Regions from separate parts of the Mus musculus genome. Here region 2 is linked to region 1. A link is a loop called in an ENCODE intact Hi-C map of the cell type or tissue named here. Cell type or tissue: left cerebral cortex. All regions are shown on one strand. Each heading gives the region's core, and the rest is flanking DNA. Links, peaks and the distances in the headings are about the cores only. Region 1 overlaps Mcub (mitochondrial calcium uniporter dominant negative beta subunit). Region 2 overlaps Sec24b (Sec24 related gene family, member B (S. cerevisiae)).

Region 1 (12,288 bases), core at 4,289-12,288:
TGTTATGTAAGTGTATTTTTGTTCTCGTGCCTGTAACTTGTGATTCCACGTGTGGATAACAAACTCTCCTTTTCACCTCTGCGTGTGTTCCTGGGGGCATCTGTAGTGTCGACTTCAAGCCACATAGATGCCGATTGCTTCATCTGTGTCTTCCTGAGCCATGGGGAAGGCAACCACGTTTACGCATACGACGCCAAAATTGAAATTCAGACGTTGACTGGCTTGTTCAAAGGAGACAAGTGTCAGAGCCTGGTTGGAAAACCCAAGATATTTATCATCCAGGTAAGACTGATCTCAGCTATAAAACTCTGTGTGTTGGTTAAAAAGGTTAAAAAGTCAATTCCTAAAATAATTTCCTCTAATAATTAGAAAGGCCCTTTTTGAATCCTGGTCAACTAGAGTTGTACTTTGAGTTGTTGGCGTTTCTTTATTATAAGAGTGTTTTGAACTGGGCAGGAGCACACCTTTAATCCCCAAGCTTATGGGTTCGAGGCCCCCCAGCAAGCAGCCTGGTCTATAGAGTGTGTTCTAGGCCAGCCAGTGCCACCTTTTCTTGAAAAACCAACCAATCAAAGTGATTAACATTTGGTATGACAGATAGTCACCTCTGTGTGGCTGGGCTGGGTTTGGAGGAGGAGCCACTGGACGTGGATTGCACAGGACCCTAGAAGGCAGCCTAGCTACACTGGGCTCGGATCTGTGGGAGCATGGAAGCCAGGGGAGGTGATGGGGGAGGAAGCAGTCTTATCTTCTCCTGCTTCATCTCCTTACACTTCTCCAAGCTGCCAGACAGTTTTAGAAAGAAAAAAAAAAAAAACAAACAAACCAGTGTTTGGAGCATGGAGCATGACAGATCTGGTATTAGAGGCTTCAGCATGTGAAGTTGAGGCAGGAGCCCGGTTTAGCCTGTAACCCCGAGGAGCAGAGTGTAGCTCAGTAGACGAGCACTGGACGAGCAACCACGAGGCCCTCAAGCCAAGCAAAAAACTTCAATACTAGCTTCTCAATCGAAATGAATAGAGATAAATTTAGAACTCACCTTGAAGTGGGAACATGGTCGTCTGGAGAGAGATCGAGAGAGGGAGAGGGCAAGGGCGCACACGGGCAGGTGGGCGCTTGCAGCTGGAGGGGTGGCTCAGTGACGAAGGCACATATTGCTGCTCTTGCAGGGGAGCTGCATTCCTATCCCTCCTCCAAGGCACCCAACACCGTCTTCTGACCCCCGGGGGCACCTGCACTCACATGTGCACAGCCACAGATATACACGTAGATACATACTTTTTAAAACATAATTTTAAAAATACAGTGGGAAGAGAAGGCAAAGGCAAGAGCATAGCTGACCTCTTGAGTCAATGCTGTTTCAAATGTTGACAGATTGTGACCTCAGTGGTCAATTGGAGTAATTACCTGATTGAATAAAACATTCAGGTAAGGAAGGGAGATAGTTCTTTATACCATTCAGCATATTTATTTGCAGGGTGGGTTAGACCAGGTTTTATAAACATTGTCTAAAAGGAAACATCATTGAGAAATCAGCTTTGTTAGCTTGCATCTCTCAGAGCCTGATTGCCTCGTTTTTGAGTTGCTCACCCGGCTTCCGTTCTCACGGGAGGTATGCTGAATTACATACTCTCACCGCACATCAAGCATCGGTAACAAGGTGGCAGGCAGAGAACGTGCCCTCTCCCCTCTCTTCTGTAGGCCTGTCGGGGTAGCCAGCATGACGTACCCGTGGTTCCCCTGGACATGGTGGATCACCAGACAGACAAGCTGGACAACGTGACCCAGGTGGATGCTGCGTCCGTGTACACGCTGCCGGCAGGGGCAGACTTCCTCATGTGCTACTCTGTCGCAGAAGGTGAGCGAGCAGAGGCTGATGGGAGCCGGTGACCTGTACTTTTGGCTTAAGCCTGTCACCTTTGAATTGGAGTGGTTTTCCACAATTGAATCACTGTGTTCTGTTAAAAAGCCACAGGCCTAATCACAGTGAAGGGGTCCTTTCTGATTGATGAATGACATGTAAAATAACTTACAGAATAACAACAGCAGCTGTGTAGTTGTGTTGGCTGTTAGCAGCTTGCTGTCATTTGGTGATAGCGTGGCAGCACCCCTTTGATATATTTGTGGAAAGCCTTGCTGAAAAATAGTTTGCTAGATTCTTTGCTTTCAATCTAAATAGTTGTTGTTTAATCTCTGATCTCAAATTCATTGGGTATTATTTTGTTCTAGTTTGCTTTTTCAGAAAGTAGAGAAAATTTCTGTCAAAAGCCTTCTTTGGCTTCACAGGGTAAACTGAGGCAGGCAGCAAAAAAGGGTATGGCATTGGCAGTTAGGGTCATGCTGATAGCAGCCTATTAGGGTGGGAGTGGGGGTTGGGAGGGTGGCTCTCTCTCCCAACTTTTTTCCTAAAATTATTTGAACCAAATCAGGAATGCTATAAAGTCATTAATTCATTTTAACAGCATTACTTCATGAAAGTTCATCTTCATGTTGATCTGCAAGAAATTTGCCCAGTAGGGTGGGCTGATGCCCAGGAATCATTGGGCTAAGTGATAGTGTCTGGAAAGGCATATCAGCATGGAGAGAGGCGATCCTGGGGAGAAGTTTCTGGGGCTGTGCCTCTCCAGAGGGCGCCCATCACAGCCATGTAAATAACAGTGGGCCATCTCCAGGAGACTCACTCACTTGCCATAGCCTTTCCTAGATGGCTTCTGTCAAATTTCATTAATCCTTTATGTAAAACCATAGAATTAATATGTTTTCCTATATTAGCTTAAGCGATGTAGAAGAATCATAACCACACCATGAGCAGCATGCTTTAGTCTTTCAGGGACTTTTGGGAGCTGTCATTTCTGTAACTGACTTCATCCTAAGTGTCTCTCCGTGACCATGAGGCACCCCCTCTCTCGTTCTAGGGTATTACTCTCACCGAGAAACTGTGAATGGCTCCTGGTACATTCAGGATTTGTGTGAGATGCTGGCGAGGTACGGCAGTTCCCTGGAGTTCACGGAGCTGCTCACGCTGGTGAACAGAAAGGTCTCTCAGCGCCGCGTGGACTTCTGCAAAGACCCGGATGCAATCGGCAAGAAGCAGGTGCCCTGCTTCGCCTCAATGCTGACCAAAAAGCTGCATTTCTGTCCCAAACCTAGCAAGTAGGGCCATCTGTCTTGCTACATATATTTCACACACATTTCCCTTTTTATACAAAGGCCAGCTGGTGGAAGACTTTCACCCATCAATGTAAACTGCTTCAATTTTGTAGATGCCATAGAAAAGTAATGTTTTATATTTGTTACTTTTCAATCATGTTGGACGTGGTGGAAGGGCTAAAAATAATCCTCAGGAAATTACTATGCATCAATGTCTACTACATTTATTACATTTTTAGTAAACTGTAAGATTACTCTAAATACCAACTACTTTGCCTCCCCTTTTGTGACACTGTTTATATGAGTTTACTGTATAATGTTTGTAAAGACTTTTGAAACTCTAGACTGAGATTGTTTTCGCGTAATAAAATGTCTAAGAACTCATTGACACTTTCTAATTCCTATGTTTATGTGATTTATAGTGGGCCTATTTGACTTGGTCATGTATTCATTTACTATCTTGTTTACCTCTAATCAAGGTAAACTTTATATGTGGCTTTAATTCCCATTTTGGAAACAATAAACCTTTCAGAATTATTTTATGGCACTCTGAGGATGAAATATAGTATATAGTGACATGTAACCACATACAGGCACATGTATAGTAATAATTAGCCACTCTAGGTACATACAACCCCTATAGGCACATACACAGTGATAGCTACCTGAAAAAGACATGTGACATGACACCTAGCCATGTCATGTGTACTACATGACACTGTAGGCCAGCAAGCAGTGAGTCCTGACCACTGTAGGCAAAACATCTACCAAAATGGGATGCTACAGTAACCTAAAACTGAAGATCGTGACATTTTTAGCAGACGATTGAATTAACAGTATAATTAGTTTTCCTTTAAGGTTCTTGTTAACATACACATTTTTGAATCCTAATATTTCGTCACTAACCTGCTGGTTAAGGGTTCTAGTGGGGCTTTGAGAACAGGAATACGTAATTTGCTGGTATAAAAGCAATGCCTTAGGTGCCTTGCTTCGCCAGCAGTTGAGGAGGAACCAGTATGGCTAGTGGGGCATTTGTACCGTCGATACAGTGTTATGGCCATACAACTATTGCACAGTAAAAAACAAAAAGAAACCGGGCGTTAGGACTTACACCTGTACTGAGGCAGGAGGATTGCTTGGCGTACAAGTTTGAGCCACAGCGTGAGACTTTGGTTCTTGTTATTAACGTGAACTTTATTTCTTGAGACTGGGTCTCACGCTGTGGCTCAAGTTTGTACTCCAAGGGGACGCATGCCAATGCTGGCCATTTTAACGCCCATCATTTTCCCCCCATGTGTAGCCAGCTGGGGAGGAGCTTGGGTAGCTGCAGCCCTGCTGGGGTGCACAGGCCATTTGACACATCAGGACACACGGATTGTCAAACCAGCTGGAGTGCGGTTGTCAATGAATACTTTGCTGTTTCACACAAATTTATTAACCAAACTGTATGAAAACGTCAAGCGGAAATGAACAAGACCTTAAAAACATCCAGTTGGTAAGCTATCAGACCAGCACATCGCCTGCTGAGTTTAAAGTGTGTGTCTAGTTCTTCTCGCTGGCTTCCTCTCCTTGGATTCGCAAGCGGAGGGAGCGGCGCACGCTTTCCAGGGATTCTGTAGCCTGTTGTGAGGGGGGAAAGCTCAAGGTCAGAGAAAATAAGAGACATCAGCATTGATGTTTGAGGGGAATCGTACATGTTCAGCATCTCCTTGGGGCAAGAAGACATTGAAGTCACTGAGGTCAATGCCTGTTGGAATCTTTTGATGTTTTGTTTGTTCAGTTGTTTCTTTTGAGACAGGCCTCATTGTAAATCTCTGGCTGTCCTGACACTAAATATGTAGACAGGTTAGCCTTGAACTCACCAAGAACTCCCTGGTGCTGGGATGCATCAAAGGTCTAAGCCACTATACCCAGCTTTATGGATCCCTTTTTAAGAGATGAGTTTATGGCTTCATAAAGTACCAGGGAATTAATTCCCTTTCGCCATTTTTCCCCAATTCATATTCTTAAAAAAAAAAAACAAAAATCAATCCCAAAGATTGGCTAAACAATCCATGAAAAAAAAATCTCAGCCTTGTACGCGTTTCCCTGTCTCCCAAACAGAACCAGCTCAGATATGTGCTCTCAGTAAGGTACCTCAGCAAGGTCTTCCTTTAGCTTGTTGTATTGTTCCACATCAAAACACCGCCGCTGCGATTTCTTGTGGAAGAACTGAAGAAACTGCCTGCTCCGGAGGGATGAGTATGTGTAGTTCTGAAGGAGAGAGGAGACGGCGGAGCATCATCGTTTAAATGAAGATACTAATTCAGCCACATCGTGGCAAAGTGGGGAGAGGAAGGGCCATAGGTATCTACAGTGGCCGTCAGAGCAGGGCATGATGGGAGTTGAGAGCACCTCTTACAGGCAGACAAACTGGGACAAGAAAATGTACATTCTGGCGAAAGTGGGATGCTTTGGCAACCTTGGCACAAAACTAGTTACTGAGAATAACTAATTTTTGTAGCCCAAGTTCGATGTCGTTGACTAATGTGTAGGGAACATGACTCATTTATCCCAACGGAGGAGTTCATGTGTTTATATTCCTTCATCTGTAAGAATTAATTTTTTTTGATGCTGTAAAGACTCCAGTCAACCTTGTGAACAACTTTAAAAGACTCAGGAAATAAAAGGGTTTGTTGCTTGCTGCTTGGGCAAGCTAGTTTTATGTCAGCTTGACACAAACTACAGTCCTCTGAAGAGAAAGGCGCCTCAATTGAGAACTAGATCAGGCTATCAGCAAGCCTGTAGGGCAGTTTCTTAACTAGCGATACAGGAGGGCTAGGCTCAATTGAGGGCGGCACCAGCAATACCACCCCTGGGCTGGTGGTCCTGGGTGCTGTAAGAAAGCACTTGAGCAACCCAGTAACCAGCATTCCCGCTTGGCTTCTGCCCAGCCTCTGTCTCCAGGTCCCTACCCAGTTTGAGTTCCTGCCTTGGTTTCCCTCAGAGGACTGGCTTAGGGTATATAAGCCAGGTAAACCCTTCCCTCCCCAAGGTGCTCTTGGTCATGGTGTTTCATCACAGAAATAGGAGCTCTAACCAAGACACTGCCTGCCTGGATGACGAAGCTTTAGACCAGTAGGTTCCCAACCTTCCTAATGCTGCAACCCTTCAATACACTTCCTTGTGTAATGCTGACCCCCAACCGTAAAGTTCCTTTCACTGCTACTTCATAACTGTAATTTTGCTAGTTATGAGTCATAATGTAAATCTCCGATATTTCCAGTGATCTTTGGTGACCCCTGTGAAAGGGTCTTGTGGGGTCATGACCCACAGGTTGAGAACAACTGTTTTAGAAAGCCATTCTGACTTACCATTTTCCTAACTACCCACCTGCCGGGTTATGATGAAGTATGCAAAAAAGACGATGGAATTCGCAAACGACAGGAAGAAGGTAACTGGCTCCATGATATCCCAGGAGTACACCCACCAAGTAAGCCAGGCCAGCGCCCCGCCCTGCACGGAGAGCAGAGCTAAGCCGGCCCACAGGAGACCACTGGTGTTGGCTTCCGACCGGGCTTCTATTGCAGCTTTGACCTGGAGGAAGGGAAAACCATTCGGTTTATGAGTTTGCCAACTTAAGGGAGAAACAAAACCAAGAAGAAGCAGTTGAACCAGTGAACACTTTGCATTGCTTTGAAGAGGTCATGTAGGTAGAAAAATGACATTTATGAAATATATAACAATGGCTTATTTCCAAATCAGTACATTAACATTTTTAAGTTATAAAGGTAATATCTGCTCGTCGAAAACAAACTAGCCAGGCGTAGTGTCACATGCCTTTAATCCCAGCACTCAGAAGTCAGAGGCAAGAGGATCTCTGAGTCTGAGGGCAGCCTGGTAAACAGTTACAGGACAGCCAGGATCACAGAGAGACCCTGTCTCAAAAACCAAAACCAAAACCCATGAACACTATAAGAGGTTTACAATTAGAAGCCTATAAGCTGGTTTTGAAACCCATGTGAAATCCTGGGCCTCTTTCTTTGTCCCTCCAAGGCCACTCTGTGACTCATCTCTCAGGCACTCTGTGCAGAGATGCACTCTGTCCTGTGAAATGAAGCAGGGTCATCTCGTAGATGGAGCTGTCTTCCCCAGACTTGCTGTGCAGATCAGGCTGGGTTTGAATTCATAGAGATCTGCCTGCCTCTGCCCCACAAGTGCTGGGTGAAGGCAGGCACCACCGTACCCAGAATATCATTTCTTAAAAAGCAAAACGTGGGTAAATAATCCAGAAAAAACAAAACCAAAAAAGTGCATCTCTACCGTTCTCCCAGTGCCTTTGGAGATAATTACTGCATTTCTAGAGTTTCAAGTCATACACGAAGACCCATTTTTTAAATTATTTTATTTACATTTCAAATGTTGTCCCCCTTCCCAATTCCCCCTCCATAAACTCCCCCCACCCCATTTCCCCTTTCCTTTACCTCTAACCATTTTTTAAATATTATAAGTGGAATTACAGCTTAAAGAATTCAAGTTTTCCCTTAAAACAGATGACCACACCCCATTCATCAATCAATCAATCAATTAATCAATCAATAGATAGATAGATAACAATCAGGGTTTTTGTTTGTGTTTTCCCCCATAGTTTGGAGAAAAGACCCATAGGTTTTGAGCCATTACTAACTTGCCACCCACAGTTCTCTTAGGCAGAAATAAAACCTGAGATGTAGCACTCTACAATATCCCATTTAACAGTCTGCTGTCCAGAGACTTCTGGTGATGCTGAGGAGGCAGAAGATCCCAGCTCTGGGTCAGATCACCTGCCACACACTAGCTGTACACCTCGGTTGCCTTGTGCCCTCATCTCAAAACCAGGAAGATAGTACTCGTCTCACAGGTCGCAGCTCACAGCCCATTTTCAGACTGAAGGAGAAAATAAGCATACACAAAATACCCCAACGCTCCCGTGACAGGCACTCACTCCTTAACAAAAGGCTTGCGTCAATTGCACACAGACAGGCTAGGAAGCCTTCCCACCTGCTCCAAGGGCCGCAGCTGTTCCTGCAGGTGGTCGATCTTCGCCATCAGATGGCGCTCTCGTCTCTTCTGGATCTCCTCTAAATGCAGGATAGTGAATAGTCTGTGAACCAAGGACTTGGTGTTTTCCAACTCAGTCATATGCTCTCCACTTGGCTCTTCTGAGAAAAGGTAAGAGAGACCGTAGGCATTTACCACGCGGTTTTTCTCTAGGTAAGTCCAGGCCATGAAATCTGAGTCCCTGAGCTTGGTTGGCTGAGCTCTGGTCTGGGCCTGCCCCCGCTGTTCCTTAGTCCACCAGGATTTAGTTGATCACCAGTCTCGTCCAAAGTCAATTTGTAGTGGTAAGTAACCAGAGAGTGGGTTTAAAATTCAACTTTTGGGGGTCAGATGTTCCTGTATCCTTTCGTATTGTGACTTTATGGTGGCTTTAAAAACATCACATATGGGCATGTGTGTGGTCTCAGGATGGAGATGGGCTGAATGGGTTAAAAGCAATACCTGTTTCCAAGAAACCTCAATGGCAACGATGTACATGGGGAGAAAAATGAACGGACACAAAAGAGCAGCCCCTGAGCTATAGGATCTGACAGCAGTATGGGATAGGACATGAGCTATAGGATCTGACAGAGCAGTTGTGAGATAGGACAAAGCATGTTTCAAACCAAAATTAGGAAGAACAGAGGAAATCATTATATAGTAATAAGGGAGACAATCTATTTAGATATAATAATTACAAATATCTATATATACACACACATATATGTGCATGTGTGTATGTATATGTATATATATATATATATATATATACATATATATATATATGGAACATTGATGCACCCAGGTTCATAAACACCATTGGGCAACAAGGGGCAGATCAGTCCAGATACAGTAATGGGAGGGTCACCATGACTTCAAGGCCAGGCCAGGTCACATAGCTCATAACTCCAGTCCTGGCTACAAAATGAGAACCTGCCTCAAAAAATTGTATAAAACATATTTTTACAACCTCACCATGCATACACACACACATTGTGTGTGTGTGTGTGTATGTGTGTGTGTGTGTGTGTGTGTGTGGTGTTTATGGGTATGTGAATGTCTTTGAATTTTATATGTAATCCATATTAATCAAAAAGCCATATTAATCCAAAAAGTCAGTAGACATTTCAAAGTTAAACTCTACCATAGAATATTTTATTCAAAACCTATAGGGTATACATTTTTTTTTTTTTTTTTTGGCCAGGCCATGGAGTTTTCTCTAAAACAGACCACTTATTCTAAAGAGAAAGAGTTAGCAAATATAAAGAAGGAAAAAGAAAGAATTCCTTGCAGCTTACCCGATCATAATGATTACAGTAGAATTACACTAGAAACCAGGAGTAAGAAGCAAAGCACACACTATACACCCTGGAGACTGGACCAGAGACGCTTGAATAGTAAGTGGTCCTTGGACAGAATCGGGGAGGAAATGGAGAGGCCCTCAGCCAGCTGAAATGAAACCACTGCTTCCCAGAACCGTGGATAGAGCGCTGCAGGGTCGGTCATAACTGAGCACCACATTAAAAAGTTAGGTCTCAAAGAAGCAACCCAATCTTATTGCTCATTACAGACCCGCTTTCTAGGCTCTTGGTATCTTCTTGTTTCAATATTGGCAGGTCACACATGTCATTGTAATTTATCCATTGGGGCTTAGAAGAACAGAGACAAGATAAACCCAAAGTTAGTAGATGTGAAGCAACAAGGACTAAGGTGGGATTCATGAGCCAGGCCAGAGCAACAATGGGTTGGTGAGACAAGTTGGTCCTCACAAGGGAGAACAAGGCTGACGAGCCTTCGGCCAAATTAATCAAGAGAACAATAAAATGCAAAAATGAGCTGTATTACCATAGAAATGACATCTGGAGACGCAGTGAGGAATACTTTCAGAATATCTTTAACAAATTGGAAAATTTAGAAGAAACTGATAAATTTCAAGACATGTATGACCTACCAATATTGAAGGAGGTATAAATAAACCAGTCTAAAATGAGTAATAAGATTGAATCAGCAGTAGTCTCCAACAAAGAAAAGCTCAAGGCTGGATAGATCTACTGCTGTGTTCTACTCTGCTTTCTTCCTTCTTCTTCTTTTTTTTTTTAAGATTTATTTATTTATTTTATGTTTATGAGTACATTGTAGCTGTCTTCAGACACACCAGAAGAGGGTATTGGATCCTATTACAGATAGTTATGAGCCACCATGTGGTTGCTGGGAATTGAACTCAGGACCTCTGGAAGAGCAGTCAGTGCTCTTAGCCACTGAGCCATCTCAACAGCCCCCCTACTCTACTTTCAAATATATTACACTGGTGATTTTTAAACTAGCCCATGAAATAGGGAAGTAAAGTTTCTAAATTCATTCCATATCACCAATATTGCTCTAATAAAAAACAAGATAAGGACTTGACTTAAAATATCTAATTATCTAATCTAATTATCTAATCTAAAAATCTAGCATAAATGCAAAGTTATCAATAAAATAGGTGGAAGCCAAATTCAGCAACACATTAAGAATCATACATCATGGTCAGATAGATTTTTATTTCAGATATGCAAGGAAGAATCCACAAACAGAAATCAACAAGCACAAAAAAGCATACAAGTTCAATCAAGGGCTCAATAGCTGGAGAGAAAGGATTTAGAAAAATTCAACACCTCTTCATGATAAAAGCCTTGAACAAACAAGGAACTGAGGGTTCTAGCCCCAACATAATAAAAGCTCTGTGCAACAGATAGCTAAGGTTATACCAAGGAAAAATAATGCAAAGCATTTCCTCTAAAATCGAATGAGAATGGGTTCCATCCCCACAGTCGTAAATCAATGGCCTGTGTGAGTTCTTGACAAGGGAAGGAAATCCAGATTACAAATAGGGAAAGAAGAAAGCTCTGAGGTCTGATGAACACTTTCAGCAAAGGACAGGTTTTCTGTAAAGCAGTAACGAATGTGCAGAGAAAGAACCAGAAAAAAACGGTCCAGAGAACAGGAAGGAGAGAAAGGAATTAAGAAGAGAGAAGGAGGGAGGGAGGTACCGAGATCCAACAAGAAGGGGAACAAAGTCCCCTACAGTGAAAGCTAACACTGAAGAAGACAATGAAAGGGAAACCTGTCTTTGTTCAGGGACTAGCAGAGTTAAGAGGGAACTTTCAGATCACATTGTGACTAAAGCCTGCTTCTGTGTGAGCCAGCGCAGGGTCAGATTAAGGGACAATAGACTATTCGCAACAGAGGAAGATTTTGGAACTCCATAAAGGAAGTGAATATATGTCAGGGAAAAGAAAGGTGATGCAGAGAAGTAAGCCAAGCACAGCTCCAGCCCTGGAGAGGTTGAAGGCAGGGAGCCGAAGCTACCTCAACCCAAAATACCCAGGGGTTTCCTCTTTGCTGAGTCCTGCTGGGGGCAGCGGTGTGCGTTCAGGGTCTTGGGAAGGTTAATCAAGAAACAATCCAAAGACATAATAAATGGAAGAGACAACAAAAAGATGTACAAATTGCAACACAGAAGACACAAGAGACTGGAAGAGCCAGGCAACAAGACTCCTGCAGGGGATCATAGCTCCTCCTCTACTGACCTCTGAGACAGGTGAGACGGGTAAAGCGGTAGAAATGCAGAAGCCATCTGGCAAAAATGAACAAAGACTTGAAGAAGACACAAATGCATTGGAATTCAATCTAGGACTTGGAGAGGGAAATTCAGCATAACTGAGAAGAAAATGAACGATGTGGATAAAAGTCAGCAAGGTAGAAGGAGATGGAGGATTTCGAAGGGTGGGAAACAAAAAACCCAGAAATACTGGTAATGAAAACTTCAGTGAATAAAACCCAAAACATTTAGGAACGCATCGCCAGCAGACTCAACCAAGCAGAAAAGAAAGTATCAACCAGAAAGGGCACTGCCCTGCTTAGATCTCGCATGGACCCGACACAAGCAACAACCATCTGGGGCCGTTTTCCTCATTGAGCTTCAAATTAAAAATGCATCTATCAGTCAAGACTATGAGGAATCTTTTTGGTTAACGGTTGGTGTGGAAGGCCCATCTCACTGGGTGATACAACCTCTGGACAGGTGGTCCTAGGTTATAC
Region 2 (12,712 bases), core at 1,661-9,660, 77 kb after region 1:
GCCAAAACATAGAGTGGGAGCAGCTTAAGTGAGCTTGGTGCTGTCAGGGTGGAGCGGGGCACACTTGCCACGGCGGAGCTGTAGGCAGACAGGGGATCCACCACAGCGTTCACCAGGGCATCCCTGGCATCCGACAGGCTCGATGACACTGAGCGGTCCACAGCTGCAAAGCAACCAAAGCAAGAGTGTGCTCAGCCTCTGGGCTCCAGGGAGTGCTCTCTTGTGTGTGCTCATGTACGTGCACACACACGTGTGCAGAGTTCCTTCTACATGTTAAAATCCTGGAGGAGGTGCAGTGTGGATCAGTGACATAACCCTTGTGTCCTTGATTCAATTCCTAGTGCTGCCCAGTGAGGTGGGACGACCAGGTGTCTGTCAGCAATGCTATTATAATTCTGCATCAAGTTAGTAATAATGGCTGCTTTCTAGTGTATGAGAGAAATAGCAAGGTTCACTGCATGTTTATCCATGAAAGAAAACACATTAAGAACAAAACCCTCTGCAATATATTAATGCTGAAGGCTTCTTTAAGCTTCAGAGTGAAATATACTTTTCTGAGTGTAGTTCTACAGCAGCTACGTGCCAAATACAGCCCAATCACCAGGCAGTAAAGTTCTCTGTCCCTGTCTTGGCAATCTGTTCTCCATAAGTTTCCTTCTACTGAAGGTCATGCATTTGGAGTCACATTTGCATTTTCCTGTTCGCAGCTGAGCTGTATTCTACAGTGTGGATGTGTGGTCTACAGTGTGGACGTGTGGTCTACAGTGTGGACGTGGACAGTTTACATATTAGCTGAAGGGGATCCTGTATTTTACAAACCACAATCCCCCAATAGATTTAATCTAGGAACTAATTTTTAAATGTAAGAACAGTCTAATTCATCCTGTAATAGATAAAAATGCATTGAAATTTTTTTTAATTGAGGGATTTCTATAGTTTTTTTTTTAAAAAAGAAAAGTAGAAAGTCCCCAGCTTGGTTTTAGGTTAGGTTAGGCATTTCCCGTGTTATCATATGCTACTCACCCATGTTGGCGAGAAGGCAGACAGCGGCTTGCACATCCACTCCTGCATAAACGTCAGCGAGGGAACTTACGACTGGCAAGCACAGTGTATGCACTCGAATTCTCCGCTCGCCTAAACAAAGTGAAGCACAGCGGTCAAGCACACGAGGCTAAGAGAGAGCAAGCATCACCAGCTCACTCGCACGGCTGTTCTGGCACCAGCACCAACACGCTAGAATAGAAAGAGCTGTCTTCAATACTCTTTGAGCGCCTTCTTTTATTGGTTTTTGGTGCTAGGAACTGCTGGGCAAGCACTATAGCACTGAGCAACACCCCCAGTCTAATTAGCATGCTTCAAATAAAATATTCCCCAGAGACTGGAAAGATGGCTCAGACGATAAGAACACTTGCTATTCTTGCAAAGGACCCAGGGTGAGTTTCCAGCACCAATATGGCAACTCACAACTGTCTGTAACTCCAGTCCTAGGAAATTAATGCACGCTTCTTGCGTCCACAGGCACCAGGCAAGCATATAGTGCTCGTATATACACACAGACAAGAAATTCACACATATAGGATAAAATAAATCTAAAAGAGATTCTCCAATCCTGTAAACTATGAACATATATCTTACACGGTAGTTTCTAGTTGGCTTTGATCTTTTACAAAGATTTTATTTGTAATAACTATATATATATGTATATATATATGTATGTATGTATACACACACATATGTATAAATATGTATATATGTGTGTGTGTGTACACATACACATATATACACACATACACGTGTGCATGTGCACACAGAGGCCAGAAGAGGGTGTTGGATCCGCTCTATGGGGTGTTGGGAACCACAGACAGCTGTGATCCGCTCTATGGGGTGTTGGGGACAGAACTCCAGCCTCTGGAAGCAGCAAGGGCTTTAAATGCTGAGCCACCTCTCCAGAGTTTCTAGTTTCACTGTAATGTTGTTCTAAATTATGCAATTATCCCAATGCAAAGGACGGCGGCCTCTGTGCTTGCGAGAAACATGATGATGAAAATTGAATTTTCTACCAACTAAGAAAATCTCACAGCTGGTAAAACAGCTCAGCAGGTAAAGACACTTGCTGTCAAGCCTGGGACCTGTGTCTGAGCCCTGAGAGTCACTTGTGAAAGGAAGAATTGATGCCTGCAAGTTGCCTTCTGACCTCCACGTGCACACTGTGGCATTCCTGCTCCTGAGTACACCACACAGAGTAACTAAACATAACAAAAATCCGTGTAAGTGCGCTGTAAACAAGGCTGGAGAGGTGGCTCGGTGGTTAAAAGTGATTCCAGCTCTTGCAGAGGACCTGGTGACTCCCAGCACCCATACGCTGGCTCACAAGCACTGGCAACTCTAGGACCAGGAGATGCAACCCTCTCTTTTGGGCCCCCCTTGAGTCTCTGTTTGCATGTGGTACACATAAACTCACTCGGGCATGCATACATAAGTAACAAATCTATTTTGAAGGTGTATTATGTAAGGATTCAAATGTGAGTTATGAAGAGAAAGAAACAACATACAGTCACCTACAACAAATGCCATCACCCTCACGGCACAACATGCTTTTCTCTCTACTAAAACGGAAGTGGAAAGAGGACCCATGGCCACAAGCCATGTCAGTTTGGAGAACATTACCTTTGCTAGATGTGTACAGCAGGGCTGTCTGAAAGCACACTAAGGCAGTATCTGTCAGGCTCTCTTCGATTGACAACTGTACTGCAAACCCAGCATCAGGATTGATGTTGGCAAGAGACAGTAAGTCGGTGGAGCGGACAAAGAAGTTCCCGTGGAAAGTGTGCATTGAGAGCCCTGAGGGGAAAGGGGATGGGCTTGAGACAGCACGAGCAACACCCTCCCCGCAGCCCGAGCCGCTGGCCGATGCTCTAACTAAACAAACCCACCCGTTCTCTAAAGGGAGCCTACGTAGTCCACCTATATTTATACCTAGACGTACCATCACAGTCTACATGCAAGTCTAGATCAGACATAAATATAATACACAAAACGAAGAAACCGAGGCTTCCCTATGTTGGGTGTAAAGTGAGAGATTAGAGCCCAGAGATTATTACCCCCAAACACTTGGTACCCCAAGGACACTATCAGCTAAACGTCAGCTAAGCCCTTTCCTGTTCTCCCCACTGTCACGTCACTCTCAAACAATTCGTCACGTGCTTTCCTCCTGCTTTTCTTCAATAAACCAAAATGTTGCTTTTATCCCCTTATTCTAGTTATTAAACGGAGGTGGTCAAAGATTACTCCTAACTGTATTTCAAACAGGGTTGCTGGATCGAACAGGAAGTCCTCTATGATAAACCATCGTCACCATGGGTCTGAGCATGCGTACTGACTGACACAGGAATGTAAGGAACACACTTTTCCCAGAGCCATACCTTTAGTGCATCTTATTCTCATAACAGCTTCAAATCCAATCTTCCTCGTGAGGTACCGTTTTAGGTCTTTTTGTAACTTTTCTGCTTGCGAAGGATTGTGGGTAGAGTGGAAAGATGGATAGTAGAATATGCACCCTGCAGAGTACTTGGACATGCAAGCTTTAGAGAGAAATACATCAAGTATTAGCTAGACAATTACGATAATTTACTTGCTTAACAGTAGTACAGATACCAAATTATGAAAAAAAATCTGTTATGAATAAGCCCAACACAGACAGGAGCAGTTTAAACTGTAGCCTGAAACATTCATAAAATATGGCAAACACTGAAGTTCATTGCTGAATGGCTAAGGGCTACAAAGCAGAGTAAGAGCATTTTCTTCATGTTTACTGGCTTTAGAGTTCACTGGTAATCGTCACAAATATTGCCTATCTGATCCATCTGCCTGTCTCCCCCAGTACTAAGAATGCTTCCTGAAGAGCCCAGCTTTAATTACATGTAAGAATGTTTACGTAGGTAACATAACAACATTGTCTTACCCAGAGAAGCAAGGTCAGAATACTGTGAACTTAGAAGGAACAAATCCACTGCAGTTTGCTGCCCTGAGCAATCTAAAGCGAGCTTCTTATAAAAGTCGGTTGCAGGGCCAAGATGGTGCACCACCTAAGCCAGCAGATCATAAAGAGCCTTTGGTTATGCACACAGTATATGTCTCTCTGATAACAAGGAGGATATATACTTTATTCCATTATATACCAATATATACCAATAGCGTATGGGCCCAGATTTCTAAGAGTAATAAAACCCAGTGTTTATTAAAAAGGCATTACAAGGAACATGGGTCAGACCCAACACTTTGGAAACTGAGGCAGAAAGTAATGAGTGGGATTCTCACCACCTTCACCTCTAGAAGAAAAAACAAATGTTCATGGCTCACTGCCTTAGCTATTTTATATAAACTGAATGATCAATTCTCATAACACACAATCCATATGACTTTGAATATTTATCTTCCACAGATGAGAACACTGAGCCGACTGATAGCATCAGACTGATGAGAGTGAGTGCTAGTGACCATTGCCGTATCCTGTCACTCGACTGGTGGGGAAGGCTGAAGGCCTCCCTCCCAGCCCTGACAGTTACCTGAGGAACTCACGTCACTAAATTACACAGAGATCACAATCAAAAGGCCCAGGTTAACTGTCTGTGTGTGTGAAGACAAAGTACGTTTGTCCGTGTGTAAACTAAACAATAACACACACATGTGGTGCTGCTTACATTTTTCTGTTCCACCTAACTTTTACACAGGAATTGTTACCCCTGCAATCTAAGTTTACTCACAAGCACACTAAGCTATAATAGCTTAATTAAGTTTTCCACTTGTATCACAGAAATGACACTGGGTGTCAACTGGCCAAATCCCTCCAGAGCTCCTGGGGACTGGACCACCAACCAAAGAGTACGCATGGAGGGACCCCTGGCTCCAGTTGCATATGTGGCAGAGGATGGCCCTGTTGGACATCAGTGGGAAGAGAGGCCCTTGGGCCTGAGGGTGTTCAATGCCCAGTGTAGGGGAATGCCAGGGCAAGAAGACAGGAGTGGGTGGGTGGGTGGGGGAGCACCCTCATAGAGGCAGGGAGAGGGGGGACGCAATAGGGGGTTTCTAAAAGGGAGACCTGGAAATGGGAAAACATTTGAAATGTAAATAAAATATCCAATAAAAAATATATTAAAGAAAAAAAGAAAGAAAATAAATGACACTGGGGACAGAAAATCAAGCCACAGTTTGATCTCTAAAAAGCCATCCAACCTTTGACAAGACACTACTTTTTTTCATCTGTAAATAAAAGGATTAGGGTAGGTTTCTAAACACTAAAACAATAATTGATCTTGTTAGTGTGTGGGTATGAGTGCAAACGAGGCTAGAGGAGCTGCAGGTCTGCTGGTCAGATGGGTACCAGGGTACCACCACACCCAATGCTCATCACGTGCGCTCCTCAAATTTATGGCTGCTAACTGAGTAAGAAGAAGAATACACCTAACCCCCAAATAAAGGAAATGTGGCTTCAATTCTTCCTGGCTATTTATCACCGCCGATGAAGCAATGACGAGGACACAGATGACTTGACTTTGTGGGGAAAGAGAACGCCCGTGGTTATGATCCAAACACTCGACATACAATACCTTGGTACTCGACCTCTGATTCGGATCTTCTCTGGACTGCAGAAGTCCTGCCCCCAAGGAAGGTAACTGTGTCTGAAATACAGACACGCGGCCGCCCGTGGGAGACATGAGTTTGAAGGCAGCCTGAAGTGCAGGTCCAAGGGCACTGTGTGTTTCTCTGGTATTGATGAACATACTTGGTAATGCATTCAGTAAGTCTTTTATAAGCTGAGGAAAGAGTGGAGGGTGAATTACTGAGACAGCGGGACAGTTTTCTTCTCAAGCACACTCCAGGGTAAAGCACGGCAGCTGCGTCTCTGGGCTGTGAAGGAGGCTCACTAGATTCCTCCCTCCAGTGTCTCACGCACTGCACCAGGAAACCAAGCTTACTGCGAAACTGCTGAGGCAGTAAGTGTCTTGACATTTTGAGAAAACAAACTAATCTCACCTCTTTGCTTTCATACAGATTCACAAGCAGACTATCCGGCGTGGGCAGAAAAACATCTACAGGGACAAAAACACTCCATCAGCACACAGTCGGGAGAACATCAGAAAGTAGTGAGGGTTGGTTCTACAAAGACACTTGCCATGCATATTGGAATTCTGCCTTAGTAAATACATATACTCCATATGCTTCATATATACACATGCAATGCATGCGTGCGCATGCACGCACACACACGTAAAAAGTTAGAACCAAGCATTTCCAAGGTATACCAAATCATGCTCACAGCACATGACCCCACGGTAAAGTCCACAGCTACAGAGACTCCCCCGCTGCCGCTTACCGTCTATATCAGATACAATCAACATCTGCGGCTGGGATAACCCTTCTTGTAGATTGTAGAAGTGAATGGTGCTGTCAAAAGTCATGAATCCTATTCTTGTTCGTGAATCTCCAGGAAGCCTTGTGACAAAAATGACAACTTGAAATTCAAAGTGTCCAGTCACATTGTTTACAAAACAATGACACAGCACATTAGGCCGCAGAGTAGCTGCACATGACTTCATACAGGGGACAGGAATATGAACCACACACAGGAAAGTGACAGATTCAGTGTCTTGTTTTCAGGCAGGAACACTCACATTAATTTGGGCTCAGAAGGCGAACTAGCCTTCAGGGAAGAACAAACAGAACTCAAGTGCTTTCTAGAAGCTCAACATTGCATGCCGACTTTCTCCTAAGGCAGCGTTCTCAACCTCCCTAAGGCTGCACCCTTTAATACAGTTTCTCACATTATGGTGACCCCACCGTAAAATATTGTTGTTGCTGCTTTATAACTGTAATTTTGCCACTGTTATGAATTGTAATGTAAATATCTGATATGCAGGACATCTGATATGTGACCCCTGAGAAAGAGCCGTTTGACCCCACAAAGGGGTTGTACCCCACAGCGAGAGAACCACTGGCCTAAAGTGCTGGTTGTTTTGTTTTGAGACCTGGACTTTCGTCACTCTGGCTGGCCTTGAACTTGTGGCTCTGCTGACTCAGGTGCTGAATTATAAAATTACAGGAGTGAGGCACCACATCTTACCCTTACTCTTAAATAAAGATGTGCTCTTATTTTCTGTCTTAGTACCACACAGTAGTATAACACATTGCAAGTGCTGACTCCTGAAATGGATGACTAATCTGCATATTCAGACACAGTCTCCAGGGCAGGCAAACCCAGGGCTGAATGCACTCTCTGGGAAATACTTTTCAGGAAAAGGTTTTTCAGTAAAAACACTAACAACGTTGTTAGACTTTAAGGGGCGAATTTTAAACAAAAATTAGTTATGAACATCAAAATGATTATTATCAATCACCAGGAAGTTGTCTGTTAAAGAACTCAGTTTTCAAAACAATCCCACGGCCCCAAGAATGCAGCCCGCCTGCCACTCGCCCCTCAGTTTCCGTCATTACAGAAGTGCATCTCCAAGTGTGCCCGCCCAGCTGTGTTCATGTGGTTACATAGGGTATGATTTAGAATGCCTTAGGATATTTTTTTTTAATACAAATGATTCCAAGGGTTATTGATGGCTCAGTGGTTAAGAGCACTTGCTGTTCCTGGGGAGAACCCAAGTGTGGTTCCCTAAACTGATAGAGGCTGATAAGATCCTAACTCTAGTTCTGGGTATCCAATGCCCTCTCCTGCTCTCCCTGCATCCCAGGCACGCATGCAGTACACATCACTGAGCTATGCAAATCTTCAACAGCAGAACGTGTGCCAAAGCACAACCCTTCCTCCTGCTACGGATGACTGATGTGTTTGCTCAGATAGTCTCAAGGCCAGTCAAAAACACAGTATTCAGGGGCCGATACTGCTCAAGACTTGTCTCTAGAGATTAATATGCACTCCTTTGAGAAGTTCAGAAGTCTGATGGCATTAGTCAGCAACCAGAGTCAGACTCCTGACCTCCCCCACGTTCTCTCTTTTAGGAGCATCTGCAGAGCGCTGGACTTCAGGAAATGGGCTACTACAGCGCTGGATGTGCTTCCAGGCTAGCTCTGCCCTCACTCTCCCAGGGTCTATTTTCTGTTGGAACCAAGCAAAAATAACTCTTTCCCATTCTCAGTTTTGCCCTTTTAATTTTATGCCATCTAATCTATAAATAGTCACTTCTCACTGGAATAACCAGGGCCGTCTCCTCGTACTTTCCTGAGACTAATGGAGGACATGGATTGCTGGAGCAGGAGACACAGTGGGAACCTGCTCCACTACTCAAGTACCTCCAGGGGCCCTGAGCCCAGGGGGAACACAGACTCCTTCACATCTGCTGGCAGACAAGCAGGTGAGAGTTAAGACACTATATATACTCTGCTCCAATTTCCACGAGGCAGCAGCGTGTGGCTCATGCACGGGTGGGTATGCAGAGCTCACTCTCTGGCTTCCGAACGATTTCAGCACAAACTCAGCTCCTACCTCCCTCTCTTCAAACCAGTCTCTCACCATACAATACAGCTAGCTTGTGAAAAAATGCCTTGTACAGCCATAAACTATAGCTAGAGTCTATAGATATTTGTATTTTAAATGTCTGGAGATGCACCCACACTGTGGAATAAACAAAATCTAGCTAATTAATAGATACTGTCAACACCTGGCAAGAATACTTAACTCAATATTTTCAGGAACATCCTAGCCAGTCACCAACTCAGCAACAGCTGTGAAGGCCTGATCCTTTCATGCCAACCCCCTACTGCCCAGGCAGCCCAGCCGCTAGCCCCCCACTTACAGATCAGCTGTGATCTATAGATCTATAGGTCCATCAGCCCAGATGGGACTGAAACCACATGGCAGTGCCTGCTCTGATGTCACTCGACCTAACATCCCTCAGATTTAACCATCCTGGTGACAGTCTCATCACAACTCCTGACACAGTCTCTCTGGCTCAGTGCTCAGCTTAGCCAGTCAGAGGGATAGATAAAATTCAACAGCATTTATTATTTTGTGAATCAGATACCACGCCAGTTATTAAAACGTAACAACTCAAGAAACAGAATTCTTATTTTATAAAGTTAGGTAAATACAGCAGAATCTAACAAAATTTAGCAAAAAAAAAAAAAAAAAAATGTAAAAGACAACTTCAAATGTATGCACACGCTTATATGCCCACATATGAATAAAAAAATTCTTACTTGTCTAAGTTTTCTAATAAGGACTGGCATAAAACTGTCAAATACCCAGCTTCCACTGCGTTATGAGACACATCTAAAACAAACAAGTAGACCGCGGGCTGAGGAGGCCGGAGCTGTGGGGAAGGAAAACAGTTGGTTAGCAGCCGCACTTCCTTTAGGCCCTGGTCACTATCGTCACTGGGTCACTTACTGCACAAAACTACATGGAACCTAATGAGACCAGCATGGCCTTCGTTATTTCTCTTGTACATTTATGTGAGATTAGAACGAAAGGCAGTTGTAATGGCTAAGTATGCTAAGGGGTTTTGTTTTGTTTTGTTTTGTTTTTTAAGGAATCTTGATTAACGTGTCTTCTAAAGTAAAAACATGATGGGTTATTGTTATATAATGCTAACCTGTTTAAATATTTATTTATTCCTAAAAAATTTATACAATTTTAAAGGTTATTCACATTTTTTAAATTTATTTGATTTTATTTTGTGTGCTGGAGTGTTTTTGCCTACTTCTAAGTAAACAACTCTCATGCGGTGCCCTCAGAGGCTTGAAGAGGGCATCGGATCTCCGAGAGCTGGAGTTACAGACAGCTGTGAGTGGCCATATGGGTGCCGGGAACCAAACTCTGGTCCTCTGTAAAAGCAATAAATGCATTGACCCATTTCTCCAACCCCTAGAACTTTAATTTTTAAATTAACTTTTTACTTTTTGCTTTGTTAGGAATTAAATCTAAGGCTTTGCACATCCTAGACAGATTATTATCACTAAACTACATCTCCAGCTCCTAATTTAACTTTTTTTTATTTAAAAATAAAATATTGGTGGGCTGGAGAGATGGCTCAGCGGTTAAGAGCACAGACTGCTCTTCCGGAGGTCCTGAGTTCAAGTCCCAGCAACCACATGGTAGCTCATGGCCATCTGTAATGGGATCCTATGCCCTCTTCTGGTGCATCTGAAGACAGTGACAGTGTACTCACATATATAAAATAAATAAATACTTCTTTAAAACAAATTATTATTACTAAAAGATAAAATAAAACGCTGAGCCTAAAAGAGATGGCTCAGTGGTTCCAAGCACCCTCTTCTGGTCTCACTGCACATCCACCCCCTGCCCCAACACTAAAGTCTGACAATCTGCCATCAGTATCGGCTACTAGATAACCTGATGGTGAATCCCAAAGCTTACGGCTACATGTAAAGAAGGCTCCTATGATGGTAAACAGTATAACCATTCACAGTAAGTTCTCATCTATTAGAGAAACATGGTGACACATACAAGAGGAAAAGGATGCGGGTCTCAGATTACAAGACTTTATGTTTACAAACAAATCTGGGGGTAGTATATGTAAATGTGTGTATGTATATATGTATGAATGTGTGTCAATGTATGTGTATATATGAAAGTGCGTATGTGTGTAACTGTATATGAGAGTAAGTGCTAAGTGTGTATGTGTGAAAGTGTGTGACTGTTTGAGTGTGTGTGTCACTGATTTGTCGTGCTCTATCACTCTCTGTCCCTAAGCCTGGAGCGAGGCTGCTGGTCAGTGAGCCCAGTAGTTTTCCTATTTCCGGCTCTCCCTCCTCACTACCGAGAACTGCCGCCTGTAGGTTGTGCCCAGCTTTTATGTGGGTACCAGGAGCTGAATGCAGGTCTTCACGCTTGCGCAGTGAGCACTCTTACCCTGAGCTCGCTCTCCATCCTCCAGATTAGAATATATTCTAGCACAGGAAGGGGCAAGCGGACGAGGAGTGGGTGGACAGGATGTTAAACATATGTTTACTTCTGTTAATAATCTATACGCTCAAATTATGTACAGGAAGGCTTACTGAACTGAGTCACAGAAAGTAATACAAGGGCATAAAGAGCCTTTTCTCTCCCTTTTTTGTGAGGTCCCTTGTGCTGGGGAATTATACCCAGGACTTCACAAATGTGAGGCAAGAGCTTTACCACTGAGCAGGACTCGGTCCATAAAGGCTTCCTTAGAAATGTCACCCAGAGGTCATGAAATCATACAGCAAAGGTGACAGCTGATTGCACTGCACCTAGATTAAGATTCTAAGGACTCCAGAGCCGAGGGTACGCGAGTTCCAAGCTCTAGAGAGAACTTGGTGGAGTTGAGATAGAACCTGACATGAAAGCCACAGTTCAGTCGGCTAAGCTAATCAGCAACTCTACAAAAACGAACGAGGCAGCACCAAAAATCTACCAAGCCTCAGTTAGTTGTTCTGGCTACCTCTCTTCACTTGCAGCTCTTCAAATGGCCAGCAACCAGAGTAAAAATGAGTGATGGTGTGCGTGTGTGTGTGTGTTACTATTATTTTTAATAAAAATGAGAAAACAAAGATGAGCATTATGTAAACCTAAAATCTATTTTTAAATAGTTTGTAAAACCTAGTTTTCTAAGTAGAAAAGAACAGAACTTTATGACTGAAGTTAAGAACTGAACACGTCAGCCATCCATCTCACTATCTGCACTGGAGGAGTCGTTAAAGATGGTGATAATTTTAAGACTATTGTTTTGGGCAAAAATATACACTAGTTTTCTTCTATTTGGGTCACTTAACTGTACATGATAGAAGTATTTATATCCCAGCTCCGTACGTCATCACACTCAAGTGGCTATGGGTGCTTTTCGTTCATAAGCCATAGCTAACGTTTCTTAGCAAGCAGACCAAATCAGACAAACTCTCATATTAATATCTTACAAATGCAAACTTCAAAATTTGGATGAGAACTTACTTAAAAGAACTGACTCACTGAACTGTGTCCCACAGCCAACCGGGACACTGAATAGTTACCATGTAGTCTGAGGATGCGATGAACTCCACAGTAGAATTCTGGACTTCTGGCCGTTTATGAGGCTCTCCGTAAGACCGAGTCAGGGGGTTGTACAAAAACTCTTCTGGAACTACAGGAGATAAGAATCCAAGGCATATTTAGCAACACACTGGGAGTTGAACATCTTTATCACCAATATTTATGAAGATTACTAAAAAAGAAAACCCTTAACACTCTTAAAATAAAAGGTATTTTCTGAGAGAACCAGGCAGGACACAGGTTGCCTTTCTTCTTAGACTTGTATCTTAATAATAAACCTCACAGGACATGGGAGTGGGGGACCCAGAGAAGCAGAGCTGGGAAGCAGCTGTAACAGGAAGACCCAGGTGCCTGCATGTAAGCTCACAGAACCACCACTCAGCCGAGCGGCTGGGAGCACGGTCTACCTGAGAGCCCAGCCCAGCTTCCTCTCCATGTGCCTTGCCTTCCACTCCATCTTTTACTTTGCTGTCAGCCTCTCTGTGGTCAAGCATCTCTTCAGAGATCAGACCGAAGGCTTCTTGGCCTGTGTTGTCTCCATTAAATGTCATGAAAGCTGCTTTTAGGCAATGAGAGAGATGTCAGAAAAGACTTCATTTTAGAACCCGAAACTCACCATCATTAACTCTATAACACAGGTTGCATTTCCATCTTCGCTGATCAATGAAGGACACAAAAGGGTTGATGTACGTCCGA

The links. Hi-C counts contacts between places; a loop is a spot of excess contacts. Peaks named below come from ENCODE experiments on the same cell type or tissue, not always from the same donor. Only the 100,000 strongest peaks of a DNase experiment are listed, where the experiment ranks them.
Region 2: it touches region 1 in a loop (2.4-fold over the local background); 5 of 42 quality-filtered maps call a loop at or near these places.

Annotation. Positions count from the first base shown.
Region 1 is chr3:129,910,417-129,922,704 of GRCm38, forward strand. It overlaps Mcub (mitochondrial calcium uniporter dominant negative beta subunit), which reads right to left. Exons shown (of 8, transcript NM_025779.3): 5 at 8,170-8,330; 6 at 6,523-6,726; 7 at 5,287-5,403; 8 at 4,544-4,770. The coding sequence ends at 4,693. Casp6 (caspase 6) reads left to right here. Exons shown (of 7, transcript NM_009811.4): 5 at 107-282; 6 at 1,702-1,858; 7 at 2,916-3,696. The coding sequence ends at 3,157. Among named protein-coding and RNA genes, the nearest start is that of Gm40150, 10 kb to the left of the region's middle. In left cerebral cortex, for the core only: a CTCF peak has its summit at 8,217 (motif pointing right); DNase peaks (open chromatin) are centred at 5,589 and 8,219.
Region 2 is chr3:129,990,308-130,003,019 of GRCm38, forward strand. Sec24b (Sec24 related gene family, member B (S. cerevisiae)) reads right to left here. Exons shown (of 24, transcript NM_207209.3): 9 at 12,633-12,712; 10 at 11,998-12,107; 11 at 9,205-9,317; 12 at 6,374-6,492; 13 at 6,034-6,089; 14 at 5,607-5,813; 15 at 3,962-4,085; 16 at 3,423-3,581; 17 at 2,668-2,841; 18 at 1,024-1,134; 19 at 1-163. Among named protein-coding and RNA genes, the nearest start is that of Mcub, 26 kb to the left of the region's middle. In left cerebral cortex, for the core only: no CTCF peak of the experiment used is centred there; DNase peaks (open chromatin) are centred at 5,972, 7,236, 8,027 and 8,370; H3K27ac peaks cover 1,078 bases.